Linked DNA regions of Homo sapiens: region 2 is linked to region 1. The links are chromatin loops, found by intact Hi-C in ENCODE. Cell type or tissue: prostate gland. All regions are shown on one strand. Each heading gives the region's core, and the rest is flanking DNA. Links, peaks and the distances in the headings are about the cores only.

What was found. A loop is a pair of places that touch in the nucleus more often than their neighbours do. Peaks named below come from ENCODE experiments on the same cell type or tissue, not always from the same donor. Only the 100,000 strongest peaks of a DNase experiment are listed, where the experiment ranks them.
Region 2: it touches region 1 in a loop (4-fold over the local background); 19 of 110 quality-filtered maps call a loop at or near these places.

Annotation. Positions count from the first base shown.
Region 1 is chr5:135,188,742-135,194,599 of GRCh38, reverse strand. All of the region lies in intron 3 of PITX1-AS1 (PITX1 antisense RNA 1), which reads right to left. Among named protein-coding and RNA genes, the nearest start is that of LINC02900, 57 kb to the left of the region's middle. RefSeq lists a silencer at 3,180-3,359. In prostate gland, for the core only: a CTCF peak has its summit at 3,061 (motif pointing right); DNase peaks (open chromatin) are centred at 2,209 and 3,059; H3K4me3 peaks cover 621 bases; H3K27ac peaks cover 725 bases.
Region 2 is chr5:135,011,492-135,016,920 of GRCh38, reverse strand. It overlaps CATSPER3 (cation channel sperm associated 3), which reads right to left. Exons shown (of 8, transcript NM_178019.3): 8 at 5,225-5,400. The coding sequence ends at 5,298. Among named protein-coding and RNA genes, the nearest start is that of PITX1-AS1, 19 kb to the left of the region's middle. In prostate gland, for the core only: no CTCF peak of the experiment used is centred there; a DNase peak (open chromatin) is centred at 2,510; H3K27ac peaks cover 433 bases.

The sequences.
Region 1 (5,858 bases), core at 435-5,434:
GATGACAGTTTTATCATCTCCTTTAGTTCTTCTAAAAGTATTTGTTCCTATGCTCTTGAATCTCATTTGAGGTCAAGATGCAATTTCAATTCAAGCTAATAACAAGGGCTCTGAGAGTGGTGTTCTGCTTGCTGGAGTCAAAGCAATGCTCAGCTGTCTATGCTGAGATCAGGTAGAGAAGAAAAGCAGGGCTGAACTTTATCTCTAAAATGAGGGTGACCTAGAGCATGGCCTCTTGTGGGGATTAAGTGGCTAATAGCAATGACACTCAATGGTCAGAGCACATGCTAAGTGATTGCTTGACAACGAGTGACCCAGTTGACTGTTGTGAAGTCCATTTTGCCTTCTTTCCTCTCCAGATAAATACCATGATGAATTCCCCAACTGATAATCACAGAGAATTCCAGTGTTTTACAAAAAACAGTCTTATCACCCCCAAATCCAAAGTGCCACTATAGCCTCATCACCTCTCGGCTTTGTGAACCAGGAAAGCATCAAGGTCTTCCTGAACAGCTCAGCCTCACAACCAAGAATGTTCCCACTTAAAAGACCTTCCAACACCACATTTTCTTTTCACTGGCCCCCGGAATATGTTATCTTGGGAGAGGGAAAGTTAAAACAAATGAACTCGCAGCAGCTGGGGAGGAAGACTGAGAATGACTCAGGAGTCATTCTCCCTCCAGACAGGGTAATTTCCTACCCAGTCATAGGCAAGGTTGAGAGCTGAGCTGCATCTTAAAGCTGCCTGGGGTGAGAGACAGGAGTTTAGTGATGTAAAGAATAACTGCTAATAAAGTACTTTCTCTCTTTATTTGCTACAATTCTGTGAAAGTCTCTCAGTTCCAGATGCATAAAACTGGAGAAGCGGTCCACAGCTCAATCACCCACCTTCTCTTCCAAAGAATCCACAAGTACTAGAGGGACAGCATCAGCAACACGCCGGGCGGAATCACTCGGGGGCCTTGGAAGACCTGTTCTATTTGCTTCTGAAGGTGAGAGAGTGGAGGACCCCAGAGAGTCTTTCCTCCCATGGAAAATTCTCATGACTGAGCAGCTTTAAGCTCTTTGGAGCCCTACGGGGCTGAGAGGGCTACTTACAAGAGAGGTTGCCCAGACTCTCCCAAGGCAGTTGCATAGCCTGATTTTAGAATAATATGTGGCCACAAAAAGAAGTCAGTCTGCTGGGATTCCTCTGGAGAGCCTGAGAAGGGGGACAGGGCAGCCAGCTGGCTGGCAGCCACTCCAAGCACAAAGGTGGGAGCCAGCTGTGCCAGGTGTGTTTAAAGTTCATCTTACCTTTGGTCCCCCAATACCTGTGTGATGGATGGCATTGTGGGAAGGTGTATTCAGCCAGTAATGCATTTCTGTCAGAGTGGCTGGAAATAAAAGGGAGATGATGGGAGGGGGGCTGCTTTTGTGCTCGGGGTAAATAACCAGTCGGCTAGGGTTTTTCTTCTTCTTCTATTCATGTTCATGGGGCCAGGAGGGACTAAAAGTTTACTGACTTTCCTAACATTCCTTCTTCTCCATAAAAATGTAAGTCCAGGGTAGGTAGGATTCCTCTCCCTCCTTGGCTGGCCAGCCTCAGAGATTTCAGTGAGCCACTCGCAGTCCCTGAATGCGCAGACCTGGCATAACAAGAAGATTTCTGACTACGGGGCATTTCTCCGTACAGAACGGCTGGCTCTAAAGGCAGTCGGCACCCAGGAGAAAACATGCCAAATAATTTTTTCTACATTAAATTATGAGGTGAGCTGAAAAAACACAACTAAATCACCCCTAGTCCAGGGCTTGCATGAGCCCCTTGACTAAGAAAATAACTTTTCAGGACTAGGTTCTGAGCAGCCATTTGGCCAAATACCAGAGTCTCTTTCTATGATCTCAGAGACCAGGAGGTAAGAACATTTTGGCCTCAGATAAGCCAGGAGACAATCACCTAAAAACAGACATCCTTGGGCTTTGACAGCCAACTCCCTCTATAGGGGAGAGAGAAGGTGTCTGGGTTAGATACCCATGGGTCCTGCTGCTACCAGCTGAAGGCCCCATGGGAACTGCTTGACCTGTGCTGGTAAAATGAGGGTGCAAGGGCAGTCCAGCCATGCTGGACGCGCAGCATGGAGCACGGATGCCCTGCTGCACCCAGACGCCAAGTATCATGCTTGCACATGCTGCAGGCAGGCGTGGCCAAGCAGGACACAGCCTTTGTGTATAAAACCACCACAGAACGAGAAAACATTGCGTCTGAAATGGGGCCAAGGCTCCTCCATTGACAAACATCTACTGTGATTCCCAGCCCCTTCTGAAAAGGCCTAGGGGAAAGTCATGGCTCCAGGCCCCCTTCCCCAAGACAGGAATGAGAGTATCACCACACACAGCCTCTCCCCTCAGTGCTACTGAGCCCCATGTGACATCCTCACAGGCCAAATCCATTCACAAAACTCAGTCCCCTCAGGACATAGATATCTAGTTTTGCCCCCATGGTTTAGAAATATAGCTGCTATACTACCTTCTACCCAAAACCCAAAACAGCCACCAAGAGCCCCACTTTGCTGGAGACTTCCTGATAGGGTTGTTTGTGTGGGTAGATTCAAGCCTGTTTGTGGTGGATACCTAGGAACCCAGCCCCTGGGAACAGAATGGCTAATCCATGATATTTGAGGGTGGTCCATGACTTCCAATGAAAAGGCATGGCACCGTCCTTGGATCTGAAGCTCCTCAAACCTTCTTCCTGACTTCCGGCGGAAGCCCCTGTGCTGCTCTTGGGAAGTAGAGCCTGCTCCCAAGCTGAACAAGCGGGTTTATACCCCGCTTGCCCCACTGTACCCCGCCAAGCAGGGCACGCCAGCAGAACTGTCCAGAGGAAGCCATGGCGCAGCCTGGCTCCCGCTAAGGCTCTCCCACCGCACTGTCGCAGGAGAGCCCGGGACGGCCTGGCTCCTGCTCTCAGAGATACCCTCAGCAGGTCGGCCAGCCCAGGACGTGGAGCGCACAAGTCATGAATTCCAGGCAAGCCACTGAAGCGTGGCTTCTCCCCGTAGCGTCAGCACCACCGGCGGCCAACAGGTGGCAGGAGAGCTTCGGGGAGCGCGCACCTGAGGCCCGCGGCTGGGTCTCAGGCTGCAGCGGCAGAGGCCGAGGTCTCCCTCTCGCTGCGACCCACGGGGGAAGACAGAGCCTGCCGGGGCTAGGAAGAGAAGGCGCAGAACGGCGTGCGGGAGCGAGCTAGCGGGGCCTCTACTTTGCGCCGCAAGCCGCGAAGCAGCTCCTGGCCGCCAGCCCCGCAGCTGCCCCCTCAGGCCTCCCTGGCTGCGTGCAGACCCGTCGCGGGACCTGGCCGGGAGCCGACCTCGACTCCACCCCCGGGGCTGGCACCCCCACCCCCGCAGACCCCAGGCCAGGGCCAGACCATCTGGGCTGTTCTGGGTCCCGCGACGGGGTTTTGAATTACTTCTAAATCATGTCCTTTGCTCCTAAAGAGCAAGCAGGCAGTGGCCGATGGAGGTGAGAGAGACAGCCCAGAGATACGGGGTCGTGGCCGTCATCGGCACCCCTTGTTGGCTTCCTGCTACAAGCCGTGATGATAAAATTACGGTTTTTGTGAAAACCAGAATGGTAACAGAGGAATTTTTCCTTTTTATAAATAACTAACATTTCCTACCACCAAATTCCAAAACTGCCAGAGGGAACCCCTTCCGCAACGCCACAGCACTTTGTTCTGCATTGCCCCACACTACACAGGCAGCGAAAGGAATCCATCAGGTTTAATTTGTTCTGCTCTGGTCAGAACTGAGGTCTCTAGAAGCCTCGCATATACTTTACCATTTTAAGTTTGAGAACCCTAAACTAATGATGTGAAACTAATGTAGTGTAACACCAAGTGCCCTCTCTGCCAGTAGGAAATAATTTCTGCAGCGCTTCTAAAAACCAAACCAAACCAAACAAATAAATCAAATGATTTTACAATGTGGAAAAGCCATGAGCGAGCCGGCTGGGCCGTGGCTCTGTTTGGGGGAAGCAGGCGGTTTGAGAGGCTCAGCGACTCAGCCGCGAGCAGTTTTCCTGGGCTGGGGTGTCTGCAGCTGGGAGCGGCATTCGAGCTCTGGCCCAGCAGGCCTCGGGAAAACAATCTGGGCCACAAATTCAACATGACAGTTTTAACAAATACGATTTCAACTTTTATATTTGGATTTAGGAAGGAGATGATGGCCTTACCCCGGAATCACTATTAAATAATAAGCTTATAACATATTTGCTGACGGCAATATAGACCCTGCTTCAAATTAACTTTAAAATGTGCTGCCGATACATACGGCTTATACTTAGAAAGAAAACAAAGCTGGTGACCGGGCAGATTGAGTCAAGAGGCAAATGTACAGAAATGTACACAGAGTTGATCAGAGTTTTTGCTACCTGAACAGCCAAAGGAGGCTTTAAAATTCAAGTTAGTTCTTTAAAGACTTATAATAATAATTTTCCCCCAACTGATTAGAATATCAGTCTTTAAACATTTAAAGCAAGCTCAAGTTCTGACCATTTCAGCTTCTCAGAAGTGTAGACATTTTTTAATGCATTTACTTTATTGTGAAATTGCAATATTTGTTAATGAAAGAGAATTGGTTGCATCTGTCTATTTTACAGGTTTTTAATATCCACTAGTCATTTGACCAATGTAGAAAGCAAATAAATATTTTCCCCTCATGTCATTTTTTTAATTTCCCAGAAACAAGTGTTCCTTTATTATCTGTGACCTACTCAAATGAGAATTATTTTTAAAGAGTTGCAGGTTTCTATACCTGCTGGAGTGTTTAGAGCCCAAAGCACTGTATTTCTCTAGAACATTTTTGTTGAGCTTTAACACAGTCTTACCTGCATATCTTATATTACTTGGAATTGGGTAACATACATCACTTTGGAAAAGATAAACAGGCTACTATAAAAGACAGGAAATAAATAACTCATAAGGTCACCTTTGGTTGAAGCAATCTTATTCTAGTACTAGAAAATATTCGTTTATTTTTTTAAAAAATACAAATAAAGGAGCAAACCTGAAAGAATTAACTAAAGATTCAAATAATACAACTGTCTGTTGCCTTGTGTCCATGTGGGGTTTCACACAAAATTGGGTTTGAGTTTATTGGAGAAATTAAGGTTATTTGAATCAACACTGAGACGTAGGTCTACAAATCATTTATCACTCACTCATTCACTAGCAGAAAAGCATCTATGGGACCCTTTTGTATGGGAAGGCTTGCGTTTCTGAGAGCAGAGGCACAAAAGAGAAGCCTTCGTTGTTGGTTAAAAATGATTACAGCTAATACCTGACCGTGGCCGATTTTCCTGTCGTTCACCACTTTAACATCGGAAACATGTGATCGGCCCTCCAGATGCCCATTATTAATTGCATGCCCTTTGATGTCTGAACATCGATGGAATCTACAAAAGCATTAACGTAAGAAAATATGCCTCCTGAAAAATTCCCAAGTCACTGACTGGTGATCGGCGCATGTTCCCATTCGTTTGCTCACCTTCAGTGGCACTGTGAAAATAGCCCCAAACCCCAGACATTTTGCCACGAGTTTGGGCAAAAAAAAATTTCAAGACTTGTTTACAGTTTCTACTTCAAGTGGGGGAAAAAATGGCACATTTGCACATTCAAGAAGTATCTGTGTAATTTAAGATAACACATTTCTAAAATGCTTAAGGTTCAGGAATTTGCATGAACATAATTATAAAGAAAGAAAGAGAGGAGAGATAAAACAACAGTTAAACAGTTCCACTGGACAAGTGAATAAAGGCACCTCATTATAAATATCTCCACTTCGCTATGTTTATTTTCTCCCAAGAGACAACTTTATTTT
Region 2 (5,429 bases), core at 430-5,429, 180 kb after region 1:
CCAAGCAGTGAGAAGGTGCCAGTGAACTCACTGGCCAACCAAGACCCGTCTGTGCAACCACCGCCCCCTTCTCAGAGTTAGGCCCCTCTCAGAAGGGAATCATGGCTTGGTTCTTAAAGTTGAAAAAATAGCTGCTTCAGTAAGAAAGAATAAGGTTGCTATGAGGCAGTAGAGCAGAGGGGCCTGTGTTCAAATACTGACTCTGCCCTTTAATGATAACCTTGGCCCAGTGAGTCTGAGTGCTGGCTTGCCTGCCTATAAAAGGGGACAACAATTCCTTGGAAGATTGTTGTGTGGCACCATAGCAGTGGCTAAAGAGCCAGACACACTTGGTTGTGAATCCTGGTTCTTCCCCCTTAGTTGTACAACCTTGGGTAGGTTACATCACCTCTTTGAACCTTAGTTTTGCCACCTGTTTAATGGGAATAAGTGTTGTTATGTGATTGAAGTCATACATGTGAAAAAATCTTATAAACAGAAATACTGGCAAAACAGAAGGCAGTATTTCCACAGTCAGTAAGGAGAACAGGCTGTGCCGTTGAAGCTCTGGCCTGACCTCTGTTTGGATCCCTCCTTCTCTGGGCCAGCATCAAGTTTTTTTTCTTTTTCTTTTTTTTACATTTTAGAGACGGGGTCTCACTATGTTGCCCTGGCTGGTTTCAAACTCCTGGCCCCAAACTCCTCCCAGCTCAGCCTCCTGAGCAGCTGGGATTACAGGTGTGAGCCACCATGCCCAGCTCCAACGTCAAGTTTTGAAGAGTTCTTTTTATCTCAGGCCCTGATCCCAGGGATCGAAGTAGCACTGGAGAGAGAAGAAGTCAGGGGCAGTGTTCCCCAAATGCCAAGTTGGAGGGCAGCGAGGTTCCGCTGCTGCGAGAACACCACCATGGTCCCATCACCAGTTCACACAGGTCCCAGTCACTCTGTAGTTTCCCAAGAGTTTTGAAACAGGCTCTTCATCACCTTCTGGTTTCTTCCACACTTCCCTTCTGATACTTTAGTTTCATCTTGCAAGAAGACAGTCATACCTGGTGCCACCACCCTCTGGTATGCTTCACCTGGAGGCCCCTGATCCCAGCTAAGGGCTCAGTCCATGGAAAGCCCTCTTAGCATTTCCCACTGTTAACCCAGTAGGTCTCTATTATGCAGGGTGATCTTTTATATAACCTGAATATAACCCAGACTCCACCTGGTCTAATCTATCCATAGGGCTTCATTTTTAAAAGGTAGAGCAACCAAAAATAATTTTTAGATAATTCCAATCATCATTTGCCTCTCTCAAAGAACACCCATAGGGATCCCACTGTTAACCCACAAGGACACTTAACCTTAACCCCCTCCTTTATCCTGTCTCCAGGACATGCCCACCAGCTATATCATAGCTGCTGTCCACAATTCCCAGACTCTCAGCCCTCAGATTTTGCTTCCTTCTTCCCTCCATTTTCCCGGCTCCCTGTTGTGTTTTCATCCAACCTCGCTGGTCTTTTAACTTTCCCTCTGTTTTGCCCATTGACCAGCATGGAGGAGAATGCAGGAGCTGGCTGAGAAAGCAAAAATACTCCCCTTTCCCTCTAGCTCTGCAGGCCTGGCTCTCCACCATTCTCCTAATGCCACATCACACAAAGCCTACAATAAAGTCAAACATAGAACTTGGGGCAGGTGTAGCCTGTGGCCGACCAAGCACAGACAAAATTCTTTGTAGCACAGTATGGGGAAGAGTGGGGATGCCCGTGTGTTGATAGATTTTTGCACCGTCACATTTATCTCCTTCCCCTCTTTCCAACCCCTGTGACTATAATCAGAACAACCTCCTCTCTTTTCTGAGTAGCCTAGTCAGGAATTCAGAACCATCGTCTCTCTTGAGGGCCTGTAGGACAACACAGCAGACCCATCTGGGGCCAGGGACAAAGCCTGACACAGGCAGAGATGCCCAGAGAGCCAGACCTGACCTGTTGAAGGCCAGTTTGCTCTAGGAGGTGTGCTAAAGCATTTGAAGAAAGCCTCAAGGGGCACGGTCTCCAGAGTCCCAGTATCAGATTTCTAGGGGCTGTTGGAATGGACAGGGGCATTCACATTCTCAATCACTGCCTCGATCTCCACAATACAGGGCCTGCTTCCTGCTGGTGGAATCAGAAAGCAGTTTTAAAAAAAGAAAATCCAGCCACCTTCCAAACACCTCCAGCCTTGAATTCCAGATCCATCCCACAAGAACTGGGGGAGGGCTTGGGCATGACCAGGAGGAGACTCGGGCCCAAGTCCCCTGTATCCCACTGTGGCCCCCAAACCATCAGACTGGCAGGCTGGAGACGAAGGAGCCATTTAGGGTCAACCCTACTAGATCCCAGGGTCGGGGGAGGGTGAGGAGGGTCCTGCTTTCCACAGCCAGGCGTGGGTAAGCAGAGCCACTTCTGCCCCAAGCAAATCAATTAAAGGTCTTGGCCAAGCCTGTTTGAGTTGGTGAGAGCCCAAGTGGGAATTCCAATCTGCCGTGTTTGCTCTGCAGGCGAATAGAGCCAAACAGAAATGCTGCTTTGTGACTTTGTGCCAAATATCCATCAGCTTGCTCTGCCAGCAGTGCTGGGCCGGCCCTGTAAACGTCACCTCTGCCCCCACCAGCTCTCTGCTCTCTGAAAGCCTTCTTCTTGTGCCCTTAAAGTCAGCTTGCCTTTTGATACAATTTGGATGTGTGTCCCCTCCAAATCTCATGTTGAAATGTGACTCCCAATGTTGGAGGTGGAGACTAGTGGGAGGTGTTGGATCATGGGGGCGGCTCCCTTGTGAACGGCTTGGTGCCCCCACTTCGTGATGAGTGAGAGCTCACTCTGTTAGTTCACTCGGGAGCTGGTTGTTTAAAAGAGTCTGGTAGCCCTCCTCCCCTCTCTCTTGCTCCTTCTCTCACCACATGACACACACGGGCTCTGCTTTGCCTTCCACCATGAGTAGGAGCTTCTTGAGGCCTCACCAGAAGCAGGTGCTGCCATGCCTCCTGGACAGCCTGCAGAACCATGAGCCAAATAAACCTCTTTTCTTTTAAATTGCCCAGCCTCCAGTATTCTTTTATAGCAACACAAAATGGACGAATGCACCCTCCCACACCACACCCTGGTGGCTGTGCCCAAAGTCTGCCTTCCTAGGCATGGGATCTAGGCCTTCCAGATCTGACGTGCCATCTGCCTATTCTGAACCAGCTCCATCCTGGGACCCATTCATACCCCTGTATAGTTCATGACCTCTGCATCCTGCTCTCAGCTCCATACTTTCCCCACCAACACCAGCGTCAAGCTCGCCTTGTCCTTCTCAGCCCCTGACCAGCACAGCCCACTACACGTGCCCCCAGCAGAGGCGCAGGGCTGACAGTGGGGAAGGGTGAACCATGAGTTGACTACCTCTTTTCTCACACCTTACAGAGATTTGATCCTTGCACCCAGTCATTTTATCATCGCATTTCTCACAGGAAATAGGTGAGGCTTGAAAGACCAGACACTTTACCCAAGGTCTCCCTAACAGGGAACACAGGTGTCCCAACTCCAAAACCATGGCACTTTCTACCTTGCCCCACTGAGGCCAATTTTTAAATCTTTTTTTCACTCTCAGATGCCTAGAGCAATTCCAAGGATTCCTGATGAGAGTAGCTGGATATGTTTTAGCGTTCCCATGGCTATGTTGGCACACCCTGTGTGAGCAGCTGGCAATGTCTGCTTTGCCCCGGCCCTGAACTGGAGCCATTGCCTGGGGCCTGCCTGCCCTACTAATGGGGCTGCACCCACAAGAGCACCCCTGGAAGCCCCAAGCCTGGCGTCATCCCTGGACCTGTCAGACCCAGAGCAACTCCCCCTGTCATGAGGGGCACAAACACCCTATCTACCCCAGCCCAGCTTCAGGGCATGGACACAAAGCTCTCTCCGTGCCGGAAGTGGCCAGGCATTTCCTGCCCTCAGAGGATTCCCCCACAGCACCTCAACAGGTCTCACCCTGAAGAGCCATCCTTCTTTCACACTGTTTTCATGATGCTCAATGTGGCCCTGATTCTCTCTACGCAGTCCCCCCACCCTGAATTCAATGATTGTCACTTCCTCAGTGGCTGGATGACTGTCTTCCCTACAAAACTGTGAGCACCAAGAGAGCCAGGGAGAGACCACGGGTTTCTCATCATAGAAGCCCCAGCACCCAGCATAGCTCAGTAGATAGCAGTCGGATGTATAGATGAAACCAGGAGGACAGGTTCCTACGGCCCCTGTCCTGTGGCTTCAGGGGTGCCACCACCCAGGGCTGACTGTTTGTGTGGCCACTCTCCGCTCTACCCCATGCATTTTCTGCTAACCTGAATCCCCAGTGTGGGTATGGGGCCTTTCTGCACCCAGCTATAGGTCCCAGTCCCAGAACACCCCTCCCCCTCTGTGTGAGGTGGCACTGCCAAGGTGACAGGCCTCGGGCATACTCTCCAGCAATGGTGTAGAGTGGGCACTGCCAGGCCTCTGGGCTGGCCAGTCTGAAGCAAGGAGAGTCACCTGTGCTGTGCTACCCTGCTGGGGCCTTCAGATGGTTCCATCATGGCTAAGCCAGAGTGGTGCCAGGACCTTGATGGCCCTGGTAGTCATTTGGCTAGGAATGACAGAGAAAATGCCACCTTTTAAGTGAAGAGTCCTACCTAACCATATGAGGCAGCAGCCCACAGTGCTGATGATGCCACCTGCCCTGGGCTCTGTGCAAGGTGCCCTGGCATTGCCAGCAGGCCACTCCCCCAGATTGAGCTCCAGGCCCACACGACAGAATCCTGCCAGTCCTAGCAGCACCCCTTAGGCTGAGCCTAGGGGAACTCAGAGTAGCCTTCCAAAGAAGGGTCTCTGCAGCAGTGGGCCCACAGAGAGAGATGTGACTCTGTCAGTATGAGAACACCCACACCCAGATCAACAGGGCCACACCAGCTCAAGGGGGCCATGTGCTTTGGGGGGTAGCTGGAGGCCCTCTTGGTCTGTGGTCCTCAGGCAGCTTCCCCAGGTCCTTGCTGCTAGGTCCAGGGAGCCTAGAGCCAGCATGGGCCCTGGATCTGGCCTCTGGCCAGGACAAGTCTTGAGCTTCCCTCTCCCCATTCCCTAGGTCTGCATGTCCTGTGGTGGGGGACGGGGAGTTGGCTCTGGGGAATCACACTTCATGAGCACCTGTCCAGGCCCAACTCTAAAAGGTGGGGAAATGCCATAATCACAGCAACTCTGGAGAGGACAACTCAGAAAGCCTGTGTTTAATAGGGACCTGTCATGGTCTGCAAGGCTCTCGGCACATGGGTGCCCCATGCCCAGCTACTTCTCATCCACCTTTTCCAAGGACTGGGGCTTCTCCTGGGGCAAGTCTTCCAGCATTAGGCTCAGCACATGCACGATCTCATAGTACAGCTCTTGAAGCCTGAAAAATGGAGCAGGAGGAGATAAGAT